4 separate regions of the Homo sapiens genome follow, and all the other regions are linked to region 1. The links are chromatin contacts, found by Hi-C or POLR2A ChIA-PET in ENCODE. All regions are on one chromosome and are shown on one strand. The core of a region is the stretch at or near the end of the contact, and the rest is flanking DNA. Distances in the headings are between cores, read along the strand shown. Region 1 holds the start of BZW2 (basic leucine zipper and W2 domains 2). Region 2 holds the start of CYCS (cytochrome c, somatic). Region 3 holds the start of MALSU1 (mitochondrial assembly of ribosomal large subunit 1). Region 4 holds the start of HYCC1 (hyccin PI4KA lipid kinase complex subunit 1).

Region 1 (3,312 bases), core at 585-3,084:
AGAATAGTTGAGATCAGATCGGGTGGGCTCAGCTCATCAGCACCTGTTGAGTTCAAACCGGAATTTTTTCTCCTTCGCATGTGGAGTTTCCTTGTCGCTATGAAGAATAAATCTGCCTTATTCTCTAGGATTCCACATTTCAGCCTGGCTACTAAGTAAATAAAACTGGAAACTGGGAAGCCTTATGCTGCAATGACTGGCATCTCTGCCATTCGAGGACAAACATGGCTATATTATTATTGAGTTTAAAATCACCACATTAATTGCCCGGAGTCGCACGCATCACCATCCCTGCACCGTGAGGGTGCAGAAGAAGCATGCAGTCACGCTGATGTCACCTGCCAGGTAACGGGACTCGGCAGGGAACTCCTCTGGGACGTCCACTCGGGGACTCCGGGGAAATATGGCTTCTGGCTCGTCCTCGGGGCTCCCCGCTGGGACTCAGCACTGCGGAAGTGGGGCACGCCTTGGGGGAGTGGACAAGAAAGCGCGAAGGAGCGCGATTAGAAGGTCTCATCTGTGCAACGTGGGCCGAGGGGTGGGTGTGGAGGCCTCGCCAATTTCCTTGTCTCTCTAGGGTTCCTGAGGCTGTCGGGGCTTCTGGAAGCCAGGGAGGCCCTGGATACGGAAGTCTCAATGCAGCAAATTACAGACCTAGTTCTGTACCCTTATGAAGAACCCCTCTCCCTAAGGGCGCCCTCCACTCCCAAGCGGGGGCGGGGATCGGCAAAGGATCCAGATCATTCGGCCTGCGGAAGTCTAAAGGGTCATTTAGACACCCGCCTAAGAACCTGAAACTACCAGGACTGACCGCGGTCAAAATCCCTCGGGAGCAGTGAAGAATTCACACACTGGGGTCCACACCCCGGGAAGCTCGCATTAACCTAAGGCGGGGCGTGGAAATCCGTACGTTTCCAAAAGCGGATTTAGAGGCCGAGCCTCTGTAACTACCCCTCTTGTCCCAGCACTGCTTCTGCCTCCCCACCTCTCCGCCCCTGCAACCTTTCCCAGACCAAAGGGAGAAACGCTCTTTCCCGGTTCCAGGCTGCAAACCTTGCAGAACCGCAGCCAAAGGTCACCCAGGCCAGGAGCGCCCCCCGGGCTCCGCCACGCCCCCCGGCCAGGCTGGCCGCGGCCGCGTCGCAGCCCAGCACCCGTACCTTTCCCGATGACTTCCAGTAGCTCCTTCTCCTCCTGGGTCAGCTCGCCTTTCTTTATGTGAACCATTGCTCCCGCCAGCTTGAAGGTTATTCCCTTTCTTAGGGAGTATTAAAAAAGAAACGATGCGTCTGTATTGGGAACGCCAGCCGCAATGAGGCAACTTGAGACCAAGACACTGAGTAGCCAACCGCGGAAACGCTTCGCTTCTCTCCTCCCTCCCGCGGGCTGGCGGACAGCGGGCGAGCTCGGGCGAGCCAGGCGGACGGTCTCCGCAGGCCCTGCGGCGGTCACCGCCTGCCGCCTGTCATTGGCCCTGCCGAGGAGGAGGAGCCGCAGGAGGCGGTAGCGAGAGATCGCCATTGGAGCAACCTGGGAGGACAAAACCAAATGCAGAAAGCTGGAGGGGGGAATTAAATTCCTCCTACACGTTCCGCTCCCCTATCCTGTCCGGTTCAAATATTTCGCCACATGTAATATTGAAAATTCTACAGCTGGCAGTTATGTGCTCAGCGACGGCTTTCTGGGGCATGCAGAGGCCCCAGGTTGTCGCCGTACCCCCACCATTCCCCCGGGAGTGGCGCAGTCTGGGCGGGGGCGGTCTAGGAGACGGGGGCGGTACGGGAGGCGGGGCTGCGCCGGGTTCCGTGTGTCTATGTCAATGTGTCTGTCCTTCACTCCTCCATTGTCTGCCGCCACTGCTGCTGCTGCTGCTGCTGCCGCTGCTGCTGCACGAATCGCCGCAGCCCCCAGCCTTGCGCGTCGTCGCTACCTCCTCGGACAGGTGAGAAGCAGCCCAGGTGAGGCAAGGGGCGCCGTGAGGGTTGCGAGAGTAGCGACTGCCGCCCCGCCGGGGTTTCCATCGGGCAGGAGCTGGCGGGGAGGAAGCATGTGCCTCCTGGGGCGGCTTCCTGCCTCGCGGTGGAGAAGCCCCCGCTCCACCTCATCATCACGGCGCGTACGGGGTATCAGTGCCCTGGGATGAAGACCTCCGACTCGCAACGTTTGGCCGCCTCGGGAGACCCTGGGACCGCGGGCGGGCGGGCGGGGGCCAGCCACGCGGTGGGAAGTGGCGGGTGCACATGGTCTCGTGCGTGGCACCGCCAGATGCGGCTCCCGGGGAGGCTGGGGCCGGGGCTCTGGGCTAGGTAGGGGTCGCAAGGACAGCGCCCCATTACTAGCGAGTCAGTGAGAACAGACTCGGGAGAAGGTAGTTTTTACGCTGGTGATCCTCGCCCTCCCCACTACTTGTCATCTCTTTGGCCTCTGTGGAAGCTGTAGAAGAAAACCTGATCGCCCAATGTTGCTTGTTAAAGATGTTTGGAAACAATTTACACTTGCACTAATACTTCGTTTATGAGAGACAGCCTGTGGGAGGGGGAAGGAAGGGCTTCTTTGCTCTGCTAGAGTTCTCGGTTCTCTTTGTAACTCAGATCTTGAGATTTATGGAAATAGGGAGTGGAGGGTGGGGAGGTTGGAGAGGGCGGAGATTAAATTGGTGTTGCTGCCTATATATAGCCTTAGATTAGCCTCTTAATCCAACCTTCATTCAACTGTAATATGTAGCCTGGAGCTTCGACCATAGGTAGATGGGGGTAAATACAAGTGTGTATTTCAGAATAAGATTTGCTTGCTAAAATGCGGGAATCAGTCATTTCTCCAGGGTGCAGATTTATATTTACATCATCAATGAAAGTTTCTTTGGAAATTAGTGTTTATGTTTTACTGTTGTTTCCCTACAGAGTAGTATTGATGTTTCTCTCAATATGTGTGTCAAAGAGACGTGTATGTGTCAAAGAGAAATATTTGAGTAATTATGTAGGTGGTTTTTGTTAAGCATCCCCAGGACCACTGTTTCTTCTCATAGCGCCATACGAAAAGCGAAATGCATTTTCCTCTGGCCTTAGGCATTTATTTTGCGTGAAGCTTTCACTAACATCTGAAATCTCCTGGAATATGTTTATCATTATTTCCTGCCTTTAGCAAAAATCTTTCCTAAACTCCAGCTGTTTTTCCCCCCTAAAGCTTCAGCATTAAAGACTGGGACAGATCTGAGCCAGAACATCTTACATGAAAATGGTTTGAAATTATTCATCTCAGTGTATAACAAAGATACTTTTGTTGGATGATGCTTTAATAATGATGTGGCTGTTC
Region 2 (3,312 bases), core at 1-2,500, 8.5 Mb after region 1:
AAGAGACCATGGAGATTTGGCCCAGTCTTGTGCTTGCCTCCCTTTTCAACGGTGTGGCACTGGGAACACTTCATAATAAAAATCTTCTTGCCTTTCTCAACATCACCCATATTTAATTCTAAAAACGAAAGCTTCAACTTAGTAAATTTTTCCTCAGGTAACAAATACAGTGTAAATGAATGACCACTCTAGCCACTTAATTACCAATCCATTGCTAATTTATGTCATTAAATACCAGAATGAATCTTGTTTTGCTTTAATACTCTTTATACCAAATATTCTTTAATACCAAAAACATTTTTAGGAGTACCTCCTCAAAAACGTATTTTTGTGTGTATACGTGAAGGAACGTTAAAGCCCAAGCAAAGAGGGAACCTAATTCAAACTCCAGTTTCAGAAGAGACAATCATGGTCACGAAGTCACAGATCTGAAGCTCAAGGGCGAACACATTAAGCCAAAATCACCACAACCGCAACTTTTAAAAAGACCTAACCATTTAATCTTACTACAATGTAAAGCCACCTCTCCCTGAGGATAACGCAAAGCACACAAATGTTTAAAAAGCGGTCCTGGCTGTTTCTATCTGCCCAGGTCACAGGAGTAGCTTGACACTCGAACTTGTGAATGGGAGCTCAGGGGCAGGCTGCACGGTCCCCCGGGGACATCCCAACTCCCCTACCTGTGATCTCCTGGGGCGACCACGAGGTCACCCGTCCAGGTCGGTTTCAAGGTGATTGATGAAACTCCTTCTAGGATGTCAGAACGACTGACGGAAGAAACATGTGCCCACGAAAAGAACTGGCCCCTTATTAGAAGAGCAACAGCTTTTGCCCTCTGAAGAAGAACGTGAAGCTCTAAGCTTCGGCTTTCCAGGAGGGAAGTCTTGCCTATCATTTCCATAGCCCTTCAGCAACCACTACGGAAGAGGCCGCCTCCTCCTCGGATCTGTATCCAAGCCGCCTCCAGTCCCTGACCGAGACCATACCTGTCCCTAGTTAGGGCTCCGCCGCACCTCAAGCCGTTACTCGCCCAGCTCGGTCTGACCACAGTCCAGGGTCTTCACTCCCCGCCCTCCCACCCAGCGCGGGCTCCACTCGAATGCTCCCCGCTTGGGTTTCGGTCGCTCGCAAGTGCGCGCCTCCCACAGCTCTGCCTCTAACCAGGTGCGGCCTCCGCGACCCGCTCTCACCTCTTTTTAGTCGCTGGCACAACGAACACTCCCGCTCCGAAGCCGGACGTCCCCACTCTCTAAGTCCAAGGACACGCCGGTCCGCGCTTAAGTACCGGTGTAAGTGCAACCAAACTCGCTCCGCGCTCCCGCGCCCTGACGTGCGGCCGAGCTGGCGGCTACGCAGTAACGTCGCCGCACCTCATTGGCTCCAGTCCCAATGCCTGCGCCAAGGACCTGCGCGCGCATGCTGGCGAGCATGTTAGGGTGTACGGCGTGCGTGCCCTTCTTCTCGAGGCTTTTCCCGGCCGTTACGACAGGCCTTTGGTCGTACGACAACGAGGTGGTGTCGGGAGAGGTGACGTCACTCGCGGGCCTCTGTGCGCTTGCGTGTGCTGGAGGAGCGGGGAGGGTGGGGCGGAGTCGCTTGGTTGGTGCGTTGCCCTGCTAAAGTATCAGTTCTTGGGCGTGGTGATGTAATGAGCTTTGAGCAGGGCGTTTTGCCGGTCCAGGAAAAGACGCCCTAATTTTGGCGCACCTAGAGGTCTCCTAGCTACCATCTTGTCAGCAGGCGACCTTTACCCAGACTCTGTCCTACTACCACGGCTGGCGCCAACAGCATCCTAGAGGGACAGCCTGGAACCAGGAGTTACACGAGTTGGGCACCAGCTCGTGACCTTGTTCTAGTTCCACCTATACTCTGTTACTTTCAGTCACATTCCAGCTCTCCGCTTGATGGACGCCCCAAGACTGAGGAAGGTGCTGCATTTGCGGCAGAGACAGGATTATCCCTCTGGAACTGAAAAATAAAATTAAGAGGATGCAATGATAACATTTATGTACCTTTTAAAATTTTTATGAGTACGAAGTAGGTAAATATATATATATACTTAAGAGGTACATGAGATATTTTGATACAGGCATACAATGTATAATAATCACATCAGGGTAAACGGTCTATCCATCACCTCAAGCATTTATCCTTTTTTTCTGTTACAAGCAATCCAATTATACTTTTAGTTTGTTTAATGTACAATAAATTATTGTTGAGTGTAGTCACCCTGTTGTATTACTAGACCTTATTCATTCTTCTTCAGTGGCGCCATTTAATGTCTCAGCCCCCCAAGTAGCTGGGACTACGGGAGCAAACCACCACGCCCAGCTAATTTTTGTATTTTTAGTAGAGATGGGGTTTCACTATTTGGTCAGGCTGGTCTCGAACTCCTGACCTCAGGTGATTCACCCGCATCGGCCTCCCAAAGTGCTGGGATTACAGGTGTGAGCCACCACGCCCAGGGCAAATAATATTTTATAACCCATTGTTTTAAACTGATGACAACATAACATTGATTGCATAAACAAAAATCAAAGAGAAAACTAAGAAAAACTCTGCACTTTAACTTCACTCTCCCCACTTTTAAAACTTTTTCTTGTTTCTATTTATATATTATTATACTATGTCTTGAAAAGTTGTTATAGCTATTATTTTTGATAAGTTAGGTTAATCTCTAAGTCTTTCTACTCAAGATATGAACAGTTTACACACAATTACAGTATTATAATATTGTGTGTTTTTCTGTGTACTTACTATTAGTAGTGAGTTTTGTACCTTCAGGTGGTTTCTTATTGCTTACGAATGTCCTTTTCTTTCAGACTGAGGAACTCCCTTTAGCATTTCTTGTAGGACAGGTCTGGTGTTGATGAAATCCCTCAGCTTCTGTTTGCCTGGGAAAGTCTTTATTTCTCCCTCACATCTGAAGGATATTTTCACTGGATGTACTATTCTAGGATAAAAGTTTTTTCCCTCAGCACTTTAAATATGTAATGCCACTCCCTCCCGGCCTGTAAAGTTCCACTGATAAGTTTGCTGCCAGACTTATTAGAACTCCTTTTTATGTTATTTGTTTCTTTTCTCTTGCTTGCTTTTAGGATTCTTTCTTTATCCTGGATCTTTGGGAGTTTGATTATTAAATGTTTTGGGGTGTCTTCGTTGGGTTAAATCTGCTTGGTGTTTTATAACCTTCTTGTACTTGAATATTGATATCTTTCTCTAGGTTTGGGAAGTTCTCTGTCATTATCTCGCTGAATAAACTTTCTACCCTGATCTCTCTCTCTAGCTCCTCTTTATGGCCAGTAACTCTTA
Region 3 (3,312 bases), core at 320-2,819, 6.7 Mb after region 1:
TGTGACTGTACTCCAGTCTGGGTGACAAGAGTAAGACCCCATCTCTTTAAAAAATAAAAATAAAAAAGGGTATGGTGAGTTTGAAAAACAGCAAAAAGCAGATAAAGCGAAAATGATTGTAGTTGATAGAAGGGCAGCATGGAGGATGAAAAGAGTAGAAACAGACTGGAGACAGGAAAGCCAGGTAGGAGGCAGTCTCTGTAATTAGGCAAGAACTAATGAGGGTGTGGACTAAGGAAGAAACAGTGGAAATGAAGACAAGAAGCTGAACTCACAGAAACATTTTGGAGGTCACATAAGCAGGATTTTGACAACAGATTCGTTTGTTGTATGAAGATCCTGGACTGAATGAAGTCTAGGGTTTGGGAGTTTTGAAGGGATAATGACCCATTAAATGAGCTGGCAAATACAGGTGGTAAAGCAGGTCTGGGATGTTCAGAGAAGGGTGGGAACACGGAATGGATGCCAGAAGCTGGGAGAAAAGCCAAGTTCATGCCTGTGGAAAAATGGAATTGAGGATGGGGCTAAAATTGGACAGAGGAAACTTAATCTGTAATGTTTTTCTTCTTTTCAAAAATAACTTGAAGTGGTTGTACATATCTGGTGTGATATACACAAATGCTTAATTTCTCTATTTTTAAAAAACTTCCCAAAATTAGTGCTTGGAATTATTTAAAATAATGTAGCAAACATTTTTGGAGTGCCTGCTATGTGTCTGGCACTGTTTCAGGCATTTGAAATATTTGCTCTCTATGAAGCCTTCCTTTCAGCAGTTAGCAGGCCTGGAGTTCAGAAGCCAGAAACTGGCTTCTGATTCTGACGCAGTCAGTAAGTGTATGACCTGGGCAAGTTGCTTCCCTGCGGCGTCCCACGCCCCCAAAACCCCCCACCCCCCCACCCGTGCCAGGAATCTATCGCAGTTCTCAAGTCCTGTGACTTAATACCGCAGCTGGCACCTCAGAATTCCTTATTCTTACAGAGCTGGTCCCCACAGTACCGCCCCTGGGCGTAAACTCCTCCATACAGGGAGTGTAGATGATGGGCTGACCTAAGAACGGTTTCCAAATGGTCCTTTACACCTCTGCCTCCCACCCCACTCTAGCCCAGGATAACAGATTTTCCTCGCGCAATTTCAAATTTGCAAGGGAATCTTGAATATTTTCTGGTAATGAGAGAGGGTAGATTATATGTCCTAATCCCAGCCTAATCAGATTAACAGCAACTTCTGGACATTCAGTACCAGGAACTGTTTTAGGTGCTGTGGAGAGAAGAGTTAAAAATGAAACAAAAATTATTGCCTTCATGAGCCTCACATTAGTGGACAGAGTCCAAAAAAAAAGTGACAACGTAATGCGCTACTGCGACACAAAGCAAAGCAAGGTGGGCAAGCAACACTAGTTCTTTATTCCCGCACGCCCTAATCCCCAAGTAGCTCTTCCGGGTCACTGCAGTCTTCACGGGCTCCAGACTCCGCCCATGGTCCGTCCTTCAGGCCTTGACTCCGCCCACGCATCGACGTAGAATTTCCCGGCCGGGCTCCATGAAGTACCACCCACCCGCGACGCCGACGCAAGGCTGCTGCTATGGGGCCGGGCGGCCGTGTGGCGCGGCTGCTCGCCCCACTAATGTGGCGCAGGGCGGTTTCCTCGGTGGCGGGGTCCGCGGTTGGAGCCGAGCCCGGGCTTCGGCTGCTGGCCGTGCAGCGGCTTCCCGTAGGAGCAGCGTTCTGCCGGGCTTGCCAGACCCCAAACTTTGTCCGCGGCCTGCACAGCGAGCCTGGGCTGGAGGAGCGGGCGGAGGGGACGGTCAACGAGGGACGCCCAGAATCGGACGCGGCAGGTACGGGCGTGGAGAAGAACGAAGGCGACCCTCTCCGGGCAGTCTGGAGTCAGGTCCCAGCCAAGGTGGCTCTGGGTTCCCCTCTATGTGCATTTCTCTTGGAGTCACAAAACTCCTGCACATCCAGAGCTGGAAGGGACTTCAAAGGTTGTTGGCGCCAACCTTCCCGTTTCACAGTGAAGAAATTGAGGGCAAGAGATGAACTGCAGAATCCCAGCCTCCCGGACGGCCATCTCCCACCCTTGGCATCACAGTCTCACCGTCCTCACTTCCTTTTACCCTCTTCCTAGGATCCTGGGAAATGGGTTTGTGGGGACTGTTGGGGCTTGAGGATTCTGAGGAGCCAGGGTCTGGGTGCGAAGGGGTGCGTAGGAAGCGCCAGTAGGAGATGGGTCCAAGTTAATATCCTCTAGTTATTGCTGACGTTTTTAGAAACTTAAGAATGGTAAACAGATCACATCTAAGAATGTAGAGTATGAGAGGGAGAGGCCTTAGTGGGCTTAGCTACTAGGTCCTTTGGAGTCGGCTTTAGAACTTGGGCGAGCTTTTAAATTTACAGCCTGTAATACTCCAAGCTGAAGATCAGAATATCTAAATCTTTACGGGAAAAAAAATTAGATTTTCATAGGTAACAGTTGTTAATAACCCGGTGGTTTTATATGAAAACTGGAAGGTTCAAAATAATAATTACTCAAAAATGTAGCTCTTTCAGTGACTGATCTTAGGCCACAGTAATTCTCCTAGGCCTCAGTTTCTTCATCTCTCAACTGAAGGTTGTGGACCAGATACTGCCTAAGAGCCCTTCCAGCTCACAATTCTGTGACCCGTTATGACTGAGATTCAATTTAATATGCTCCAGGATATCACCTCCTACCCATTTTGTGGTGCTGTTTTTCTTTGCACAGCATTTCTGTGATTGTGGTGTATTGCTCCTTTTAAGTATTAGTAGAAAGTCATTTGTCACTGGTGTCTGGTTCTACTTGCATATGGTTAATAGCGAAGGATGTATAGTGGCTCTGCGTAATCTGAGCACCCTGACCATAAAAGTTGAGCGGTGCTATGATACTACTGCCCAGGTTCACCTTCCAGGAGGCCTTTACCCTGCTATCTGTAAAAACACTTTGGATCTAAACACCCTCATGGAGGAACAGTCAGCTGCCGGCATCTCTGGGTGCATACACGTCTATCTGCTTGGCCATCCTGATACAAACAACTATTTGTGCATTTCAGATCATACTGGTCCCAAGTTTGACATCGATATGATGGTTTCACTTCTGAGGCAAGAAAATGCAAGAGACATTTGTGTGATCCAGGTTCCTCCAGAAATGAGATATACAGATTACTTTGTGATTGTTAGTGGAACTTCTACCCGACACTTACATGCCATGGCCTTCTACGTTGTGAAAATGGTAGGATGCTTTCTTTTCTCTTTTGGACCATTAACTGAGTGGAATAGTGACAGTGCATCAGGCC
Region 4 (3,312 bases), core at 425-2,924, 6.4 Mb after region 1:
TTCAATAAATCGAATAAGGATAAACGAGCCAAATCCAGAATTTGTTTCCTAAATATGTGATGCTTTTCCCCCTTGCCACTTGGTTTGATTGAACTGATTATTTGAATAGCTGACTTTGAAGCCACTATTGGCCAAGCAGATCTTAAATGTTTTTCCTTCCTTGTCTTTGCCTGCACTTCAAAAATATGGTGGTTTAGACTACTATTCATCCTGTAAACCTTAAAATGTATTCACCTAAAGAAAAAAAAATACTTGGAAATGTCGGGGGAGGTGGGGTGCCTGTGGATGTTAGCAGTAGAATGTTTTCATGGAAAACAAGCCTCCCAGTCTTTCTGACTTTATGGCAATAAGATTTGAAAGCTGAAAACCTCAAACTGTAAAGTGTTACATGAACCAAAGAGGTGGCCCACCTGCTCCAAAAACTACTGTGTGATCCAAGGATAAATAATTTGCAAAAGGTCAGCTTGGCCCTACTGCCTGTAGGGCAGTCTCTGAGATAAGAAGTAGCTGCCGGTGGAACAAATTCCCCCTACCTGAAGAGCGCCGCGGCTGCCAGGCTTGTGATAGTGTATTTCTCAGAGAGCAGATTCTGTGCAGTACTAAACCACTTAGGCAAAATTAAAATCTTTCAGGAATGTCTAAACTCACAAAGCACACATGTGCAAGCTGACGGGCAGACAGCAAATTTCGGGGAAGCGTACAAACTTGGGGGTGTTTTAATGCAACCATTTTCAGCCAAACCCCCGAGGATTCCCGAGTATGTTAAAATGAGCCTCAGGAGAGGAATAACTCATAGAAAGAAGGGGCAAGGGCTCAAGAAGAGATCTTCAGCGAAATAACCAAGGAAGGAAGCGTGGCTGCTGTCTGAACCTCTCCGCCCTGCAGGGGACCAAAGACCGACTCGGGCCAACGCTGCTCTCCAGGGGGCGAGGGCGGGGGGTCGACAGTGACCATTGTGGCCACCAGACCGGACGGACAGTGGCGGCCTCGCCGAAGTAGAGGGCGCGAGTGGGAGAGGAGGCAGAGGCCAGAGCATCCGCCGCGGCAGGGAGGGGACGGGGGGCTCCCGCCCCAGGCCCACCCGGCAGAGGGGCGGCCGGTGGGGCCGAGGCGGCGGCACCCGGGTCACAGCAGGAGGCTGGACTGCTCCTCGCCGGGAAGGAAAGACCCGAGTCGCGCGCACAAAGCTGCCGCCCTCCAGGCAGCGGGCAGGCTGCGCCCAACTTCGGGGCGAGCAGCGCCGGCCGCAGCCCACCCGCCCGCCAGCCGCCCCCAGCGCCCCGCGCCGCCTCGCACCCACCCATGGCGCCTCGCGCGGGAGCCGTTACCCCCAGTGGAGCCGCGGCCCCAGGGACAAAGTCCCGGTCCTGTCCTCGCCGCCGCCTCGCCCCGGCTCCTCCCTGACAAAAAAAAGTTATCCGTTGCCGGACGCCCTGGGGGCCCGGCGTGGGTCTCTCGGCTGGACTCACCAGGGCGGCTGCCGGAGCTCCACCTGCAGGACCTCGACTCGTGAGGCTCTCAGCGACAGCGACGGAGGCTGCTCTGCTTCCTCCCGAGTAGCAGCACCACCTGCTCCCCTTCTTCCTAGCAGAACGGGTCCCGGTGAGCCATCTTCCCCCTCCTCTCACTGACTGACAACCCAGCCGGGAGAGCCACCACTGCCGCCAGCCTCTCTGACAGGCACGACCAGGGACCCGTCCTCAAGCAGCCAACCACCACCGCCCCACGCCAGTTCAGCCTATCGCCGTCCTCCGGGGCGGGATCAGAACAACTTCTCCACCAATGAGAATCTTCTTCTGCTGGGCCTGGGGCGGAGCCATGAGGCGCCTTGAGTGGGCGTGGTCTGAGCAATGGGCGTGATCCGGGCGTCCGAGGGAAGTTGATTGACTGTAAGGTTTGCGGTGGCCGCTAGGCGATGACAATCAGCGAAGGTCTCTTAGATTCTGAGCCGTTAGGGCTTATGGCCTTCTCAGAAAAAAATAAACCTTACCGGATGATGTGAAGGGTATCAATTTGTTTCTCTTTTGTGAGAAAAGAGAAACAAATTGATAATTTACTAGTCAGTAGGATTTACTTCCCTGTAATTAAATTCACAAGAATTTATCAAAATCTTATCAAATCCCGGGAGGAAAAAAAAATTACGTTTTTGCAAAATGGAAATACAAACTTCCCCCTCACTACATCATTGCTTTTGGGCTTAGCCTGGAAAAAGTCAAATACGATGCCTCAGTTTTCTTTCCATGGGGGTTGTTTTTATTTTTTCCATCATTCCTCCCTACTTTTTCTCTGAACATATACTAAATGTTTTGTATAATAACTGGAACCCGAGAACACCTGAACCTGCGCCTGCAGACAGTACTGCTGTTTTTGACCTTGTAAACCTCTCCTACCACATCCTTCTCAAGACTGGTCAGGATTAATTAGAAGAAAAACTGACCTCCACCCTAGAAGACAGGAAGTTCATTCTAGCTTTACACTAGAAATGGGCAGGATTTCTCCAGAAACACTAAGTGAACTTTTCAAACATGCTGAACTCATAAATAACAAGCACATAAATAAGAAGATATATTACTTGATATCAAAAGGGTATCAAGCAAACAATTTCAGGTAATTATTAGGGCAGATTGCTAAAACAGATAGGATCCCCCTCCAAAGGGAGGATCAGATTAATGAGTAAATAATAACAAACTACAGTGATAAGGACAATAGAGATTGGTTCAATGAGCAATGGAAACAGAGGACAAGAAATGACTGTTTAGGAAAGTCAGCGAACTCCACAAGGAAGGTAATGTTTGAGTTGGATCTTAAAAGGTAAATGGGAGTTTGCCAGAGAAGAAAGTCAAAGGGTATTTCAGAAAGGGAGAACACCATGTTCAAAGGCATGGAGCTGTGAAAGGGCACAGAGCCATTGTGGAATGTTGAGAAGGTAGATGGGGTTAAATGATGAGGAACGGCCAAAAATTGGGCTGGAGCAAAAGGTTGAGGTGAGATTGTAAAAGACCTCACAAGCTACACTAAGATATTCAGACAAGCACTGTCCAGCAGAGCTTTCTGCACTGGTGAAAATGTTCTATATTTGTGTTGTCCAAAATAGTAGCCATTAGCCACATGTGGCTATCAAATACTTGAAATGTGGTGTGACTGAAGAGCTCAATGTATTTATTTATTTATTTATTTATTTTTGAGACAAGGTCTCACTCTGTCACCCAAACTGGGGTAGAGTGCTTAAGTGATCCTCCCACCTCAGCCTCCCAAAGTGCTGGGATTACAGACATGAACTACCATACACGGCTGAAACTCAATTTTTAATTT

The links. A loop is a pair of places that touch in the nucleus more often than their neighbours do. ChIA-PET counts read pairs that join two places held with the same protein, here RNA polymerase II (POLR2A). Pooled maps may share reads with other maps.
Region 2: a loop to region 1 is called in a pooled map, with 14 times the contacts of the local background. The contact joins the promoter of CYCS here to the promoter of BZW2 in region 1. A Hi-C loop is called at or near these places in 5 of 50 pooled maps.
Region 3: a pooled map shows a loop between it and region 1 (23-fold over the local background). The contact joins the promoter of MALSU1 here to the promoter of BZW2 in region 1. A Hi-C loop is called at or near these places in 4 of 50 pooled maps.
Region 4: a map of CD8-positive, alpha-beta T cell shows a loop between it and region 1 (18-fold over the local background). The contact joins the promoter of HYCC1 here to the promoter of BZW2 in region 1. A Hi-C loop is called at or near these places in 5 of 168 maps with a recorded cell type or tissue (B cell, CD8-positive, alpha-beta T cell, naive thymus-derived CD4-positive, alpha-beta T cell and 1 more) and 6 of 50 pooled maps. POLR2A ChIA-PET finds 5 or more read pairs at or near these places in 1 of 52 experiments (activated CD4-positive, alpha-beta T cell).

Annotation. Positions count from the first base shown.
Region 1 is chr7:16,644,347-16,647,658 of GRCh38, forward strand. BZW2 (basic leucine zipper and W2 domains 2) reads left to right here and starts at 1,835. Exons shown (of 12, transcript NM_014038.3): 1 at 1,835-1,942. It overlaps ANKMY2 (ankyrin repeat and MYND domain containing 2), which reads right to left and starts at 1,408. Exons shown (of 10, transcript NM_020319.3): 1 at 1,161-1,408. The coding sequence starts at 1,227. RefSeq lists an enhancer at 1,535-1,814.
Region 2 is chr7:25,124,010-25,127,321 of GRCh38, forward strand. It overlaps CYCS (cytochrome c, somatic), which reads right to left and starts at 1,251. Exons shown (of 3, transcript NM_018947.6): 1 at 1,191-1,251; 2 at 1-118. The coding sequence starts at 110. It also overlaps a transcript of SPMIP4 not described here. RefSeq lists enhancers at 176-720, 721-1,264, 1,412-1,661.
Region 3 is chr7:23,297,770-23,301,081 of GRCh38, forward strand. It overlaps MALSU1 (mitochondrial assembly of ribosomal large subunit 1), which reads left to right and starts at 1,570. Exons shown (of 4, transcript NM_138446.2): 1 at 1,570-1,839; 2 at 3,070-3,248. The coding sequence starts at 1,584. RefSeq lists an enhancer at 1,387-1,876.
Region 4 is chr7:23,012,456-23,015,767 of GRCh38, forward strand. It overlaps HYCC1 (hyccin PI4KA lipid kinase complex subunit 1), which reads right to left and starts at 1,675. Exons shown (of 11, transcript NM_032581.4): 1 at 1,470-1,675. RefSeq lists enhancers at 377-1,058, 1,476-1,665, 1,826-2,005 and a silencer at 1,016-1,285.